2 separate regions of the Mus musculus genome follow, and region 1 is linked to region 2. A link is a loop called in an ENCODE intact Hi-C map of the cell type or tissue named here. Cell type or tissue: heart. All regions are shown on one strand. Each heading gives the region's core, and the rest is flanking DNA. Links, peaks and the distances in the headings are about the cores only.

Region 1 (2,906 bases), core at 244-2,743, 660 kb before region 2:
CAGCATGGCCACCAGGCCAAGAATGGCAGGATCATTGACCACAGGCCAAGGAGTTTGGGGTTCTGGCCTCCTGCCTCACACTTTCTTACTGGTTATCAAATCTGTGTCAGCTGAATATTCTGCTCTTGTCATGGGTGCAATTTGATGAATTAGGGTTTCTCTTTTTCCCACAATTAAACTGCTTTGAAATGTCACATTTCCCTCTGGTCTCCAGGTCAGTTTAACCTCTGACCTTCCTTCACTGTTGCTTCCCACTTCCTTCTCTGTGGAGCCAGAACACTGTTCTATGCAGTCAGAGGATTTAATTTGCCCACAGTACAGGTAGCTTCTGAGGGCTTTCTGTAGGAGTGGTTTATTTCATTGTGCCATGTTGACCTCAAGCTTGGCGGGAAGTCCAAGCCACCGACCTGCTGTGTAAGGAGTAGTCCTCGCTCCCCAAACCCTCACTGATGAGTGACTTTCCTGTATGTTACCTAACGCATAGCCCATTTGGTACCTGTCAAGTCCAGGACCCCTCAGAGGTGATGGCCTTGGAATGAATTAACCTCTGTGTCACTGTTTATTGGTGATATGAATGTTTTTCCTCCTACAGAAATTCGCCATGTCTATTCTCAGGATCCACGCCAGAGAGATCTTTGACTCCCGTGGGAATCCCACTGTTGAGGTCGATCTGTACACCGCAAAAGGTACATGCACCCACTCTGTTTCTTGGTTTCTTCTCACTGAGAATGGGGTCAGGGTGGCAAGGCAGAGTCCCTCTGTCTGATCCTTCCACGCACTGAGATTACAGGCATCTGCCACCATGCCTTGTTTCTTGGTATTTAAGACAGGATGTGGGTTGGGTTCACTGGGACGGGGAAGTAAGGGAGGGCAAGTTCCAAATTCACACCACAGCGTTGTAAAAAAAAAAACTTACATTAAGAAATTGTCTGGGTGTGGTGGCTAAAGCTTTTAATCTCAGCACTTGTGCCTGCTGCAAGGGGGAGAACTTTTTGAGACTAGCCTGGGCTACACAGCAAGGCCTAAATTGCTCTACTAAAAAAAAAAAAAAAAAAACTCAAGCCCAACCTGTGCTAATTTCAGCATCTGCATTCAGAGGTGCGTGTAGTGGGTGCAATAGGAAAGAGACCCGAGGAAGATGTGGCAATGGACCCGAAGAGCTCTGAGGGCCTGCCAGTCTGAGCTGAGTCATTGTGTGACTCAGAATTCAAGCACCAGAGCGCAGCCCTACCTACCCATTGTCCCATCCCCCAGGAAATGAAGGCTCCTCAAATCATCAGGGAGAGCCTGCCTGTGCACTGCCGCCTTTGTCTTTGCTAGGGCTTCTCTGCTGTGACCCGGTGAATACCAAGAATGCTAGGTGGCATCAGGTGTCAGATAACAAGGGATAGCTCCACCTACTGGTGACATTGTACATGACATAAGGTTTCTTAGCAAGGGATGGCTCCACCTACTGGTGCAGCTTTATGCTTAAAGACAAGATGGAAGGGCATCTCACTGTAGCCCTTTTTAAAGACTTTAATTTTTTAATTTAATTTCTTAAGACTTTAGTCTTAATGCTTTCACCTGCCAGTTAAGAGCAGTATTTACAATAATTAGTATATTTTGCATAAGACCTCCTGTGTTTGTAGCCCACACTGGTCTCAAATCCTCTTTCTTGGGTGCTGAGATTAGAGCTGTGGGCCCCACTATTGGCCTAAGTCTCTGTGAGTGCAGGGGTGGGGGGGGGTGATTCAGATAGGAAATGCCTGCTGTTCAGACATGAGGCTCAGGGTCCAATCCCCAGTAGCCACATAAAAACCCAGGCCTAGCAGCAGCACTGGAGGGACAGGATGTCAGCTAATGCTGCCAAATTGGTAAACCCCAGGCTCAATGAAACCTTGAGTCAACGCCTGGCTTCCACACCTTGTCTTAGATTGAAGTGAGTGAGATTTTTATGTATTGTCTAAATGTTCCTGAGGGTTGAACTCTGCACACAGTGCAGATAGTACTGGGGTGGGGGGATACTTGATTTTTTTTTTTTTTTTTTTTTTTTTTTTTTAAAGAAGAGTCTTGCTTTGGTCCCCTTTGGCCTCAGACTCAGATCCTGCTGCCTCAGCCTCCGGTGTTTTGGGATTACAGGCATGTGCCATGCCCAGTGCTGAATTTCGCACCTCTATTCCAGGTCTCTTCCGAGCTGCGGTGCCCAGCGGTGCGTCCACTGGCATCTACGAGGCCCTAGAACTCCGAGACAATGATAAGACCCGCTTCATGGGGAAGGGTAAGGATGGGAACCCAGTCACACCCTCACTCGCCAGCCCCTCTTGCGTTCCCCAGGCATTCTCACCTGTAGCACTCCTCACATAGGAAAGGCAGCAGGGTAGCCTACCAACACCCACCTTCCTAAGCCTGGAAACCTGGCATGGAAGTCCTAGGAGACTGGTTGCTGATCTGCTAATATCACTTCCTCCCAGAAGGGTCTGATGCGTGCCATCAGTGGGGACATGTAGACAGTTCTGTTGGCTTTTCTGGTGCCCACTCGACAGGGTCAGCCTGGGCAAATCAGCTCCCACATCTCTGGTGTGGAGTCTGCCTGTCCTAGGTGCAGCAGTCAGCACACTGCCTTTTTCCCTGATAGAGTATTAGCCCTGCATGCTGTCTGGTCTTTCTAAAGAAAGACTGTTACTGTAACCAATAGTGGCGAGGGCAGCAACTGGGGAAAGCCTCCAAAGACAGGGAAGGTTGTGTCAGAGGGGGGTCTCAGGGCTAAGGAGCCAGCCAGGGTGAGGAGAAGCCTGACTTCTCGAGTGCTCCTGCCTCTTCTTTCCTCACTCTTTCCTCTGTGTCCTCTGAAGCCTGTTCTCTCCTGAGTCTCTTCTTCCTTCTCTATTCACCTCTAATGGGCAGGCGTCTCCAGACCCGTTAAG
Region 2 (2,906 bases), core at 285-2,784:
AAGCGCAAGGAGGAAAGCGCAAGGGGAGGGGCATCCAGCCTCGCGTCAGCCCTCCTACCCTGTCTGCTCACTTCACCAGAAAGAGAAATTGCTTTCAGAGGGTTAATAAAACTCAAATGCCTAGCTGATAGGAAGGAAACGCATCACCAAGCAAGCTGGCCGCCCACTGAAGACATTGCCAAAGGTCTGCAGCACTGTGCACTGTGGGCAAAAGGCATTTGCTGAAACTGCTGTCACGGATTCGGTAAAAACACTACCTAAACTAGCACTTCACAACCCTCCCCGCTGTCGAGTCAGGGTTCTGGTGGCCAGGCTGAGGCTGGGCTGGCGCCGCTGAGAAGTGCGTGCAGAGCCAGGAGCCCTCCACTTGGCTAGGATTCTGTCATATAGGGAAGCACAGGGAGGGAGGGATATACTCACTGCCATTCATCATTTTGTCCTTAGCCAGTGGGTGTGTTGTGACCTTGCATCCAAAACCTACTTCGTGAGCCAACAGAGCCGTAGGACCTAGGAAGAAGATGTATATATACAGATGAGAGGGGAGAGAGAACCTGTGCTGTAAAACAGAAATACAGCGTGTGAGGTGGCGCACGCCTGACCCCAGCCCTTAGGAGGCAGAGGCAGGCAGATCTCTGTGAGTTCCAGGCCAGCTTGGTCTACAGAGTCAGTTCCAGAGCGTGTCCCAGGTCAGTGAGGACTACAAAGAGGGCTCTGCCCCAGAAAAACAAAGACAAAACAAAGAGTTTACCAGAAGTATTCTTCTAAAGCAAACACCCGAGTCTGAACAGTCACGGCTCTAAATCCCACTGCTTAAACACAACAGAGGCGCATCCTCCCGCCATGAGCCCCGTGAGCACCGGGCAAGGTGTGCACGGCCGCCTTCCTGTCATAGTAAGTGACTAACTAATGTGGTCAAAGGCCTGATTTGAAAATGAAGACAAAACAACTTACCACTGCCATTATCTGAGCCTCTAAAGAAGGCCATGCCCAGCCGGGCGTGGTGGCACACGCCTTTAATCCCAGCACTCGGGAGGCAGAGGCAGAGGCAAAGGCAAAGGCAGAGGCAGGCGGGTTTCTGAGTTCGAGGCTAGTCTGGTCTACAGAGTGAGTTCCACGACAGTCAGGGCTACACAGAGAAACCCTGTCTCGAAAAATCAAAACAAAACAAAACAAACAAAAAGAAGGCCATGCCAAGAGTTAGCTCTGGGAACCGGCAGCAAGCTCAAGGCAGCAGACCCCACCCTTTCCTACAGCGCCACCTGGTGGACACTTGAAGAACACCCCACCAACTACAAGTCCTTGGGTGTCCTGGTTCCTGGTAAGTCCTTCCACTCCCTGCTTCTGGCCACCTACAAGCTTCACTGCAAGCTTCCTTCTCTCCCCTCAGGAAAGCCTCCCTGCGATGACTTTCTTCTGGACTCAGCAGCACCGAGGGTGATGCTAACAACGGAGCTCCTGACTGTAACATCACGGTCACTCTTGACTGCTGATTGAAGACAGGCTTCATTACAGAGCTCCACTCCCTGCCTGGGCCACCCCAGTTTTCTGTTTATCATCCCGAGACCGTGACACAGGACAGTCTGCTAGTAATGTTTCTTTTTTTAACAGTGACTTGGTTCGGAGGAGGGCCAGGCCCTCAGGTCTGACTGAGCGCAAGTGAGCGAGCCAGCTGCTGCTGTTCCAGTCAGCGACTCGGAACACGATGACACTGCAGTTTACCTTCAGCCAAGTCTAAGAACAAACCCAGGCAAACCCTAGGGAGGCCGGTCTCCCAGGTCAGCGAAGGACACCAGCCCCCTGATGACTTCGTACCCACCGTCAGGACAGTCCAGGTTACAGGGATTGCAAGACCACCAACCAACAGAAATCCCTGGGCCTCGGCACGGCAGGAAGTCAGAGCTGTGGGAGCCTAAGACGGGATGCCCAGGGCAATGCGTAGGTGCTCCCAGTGGCTCTCTAATGTGCTCTCAAGCATGCAATCGTGGCATCCCATGATGCCCACAACCTCTGTCACTTCAGGGAGTTAGAATGGCTTTGTATGTCGGTTTTGAATGGAGCTTCTCACATGCTAGGCACATACAGCTCAGTTATGCTTGGTCCTAAACTGGGAACTTTTAGAGCTTTTTCCACATGTTTTCCCTCCATTCTTTCCTTCAGTGGAGAGAGGCTCTCTTACGTAGCTAAGGATGGTCTTGAACTCACAGCAGCCCTGCCTCTCCCTCAGCACGGCAGTTACAGCCTGGTCTCCCAGACAACCCAAATGTGATTTTTTGTTTTGTTTTGTTTTGAATTTAACTTAATTTTATATGCATTGGCACAAGGGTGTCAGATCCTCTGGAACCGGAGTTACTGACAGTTGTGAGCCACCATGTAGTTGCTGGGAATTGAACCCGGATCCTTTGGAAGAGCAGTCAGTGCTCTTAATTGCAGAGCCATCTCTCCAGCTCCCAGGAAGGATCTTAAAACAGGGGAGGAGCACACAGCCTTTGCCCGAAGGATGGCGCTTGTCAGTCTGATGTCATTTCAGTAAGACAGCAGCCACAGATGTCTCTACAGTATCTGCTTTGTCCCCTGGGGGAGGCAAGGGCACCAGAGCTAAGATAGAGTCCCTTGGTCCCCAAACAAAACCATCCACTCCTCAGTCACTGATTCACCTGTTCTGTGACACACTTAAAAGGCATCTGATGAGGAAGACGCCGGATGCCAGACCGTCACCTGAGAGGAAAGCCACATCAAGGATTTGAAATGGGCCAGGAAGCAAACTGTTATAGTCTCAAGGCTCAGGATATGTACGAGAGAGCTCATCTGAAGCCATGGGTTTCAAGAGCACCCAAGCCAAGACTCAGCACGCACCCAGGCAGGCGAGGCCGGGGGAAATGTGTGGCGTTTGTGCCGGTCAGATTCTT

Evidence for each region. Peaks named below come from ENCODE experiments on the same cell type or tissue, not always from the same donor. Only the 100,000 strongest peaks of a DNase experiment are listed, where the experiment ranks them.
Region 1: it touches region 2 in a loop (2.6-fold over the local background); 2 of 42 quality-filtered maps call a loop at or near these places.

What each region holds. Positions count from the first base shown.
Region 1 is chr4:150,238,881-150,241,786 of GRCm38, forward strand. Eno1 (enolase 1, alpha non-neuron) reads left to right here. Exons shown (of 12, transcript NM_023119.2): 2 at 593-686; 3 at 2,165-2,260. The coding sequence starts at 602. Among named protein-coding and RNA genes, the nearest start is that of Eno1, 3.1 kb to the left of the region's middle. In heart, for the core only: a CTCF peak has its summit at 1,433 (motif pointing left); DNase peaks (open chromatin) are centred at 801, 1,311 and 1,815; H3K4me3 peaks cover 1,885 bases; H3K27ac peaks cover 1,690 bases.
Region 2 is chr4:150,900,588-150,903,493 of GRCm38, forward strand. It overlaps Park7 (Parkinson disease (autosomal recessive, early onset) 7), which reads right to left. Exons shown (of 7, transcript NM_020569.3): 6 at 421-507. Among named protein-coding and RNA genes, the nearest start is that of Park7, 7.9 kb to the right of the region's middle. In heart, for the core only: CTCF peaks have their summits at 1,277 (motif pointing left) and 1,484; DNase peaks (open chromatin) are centred at 1,294 and 1,624; H3K27ac peaks cover 910 bases.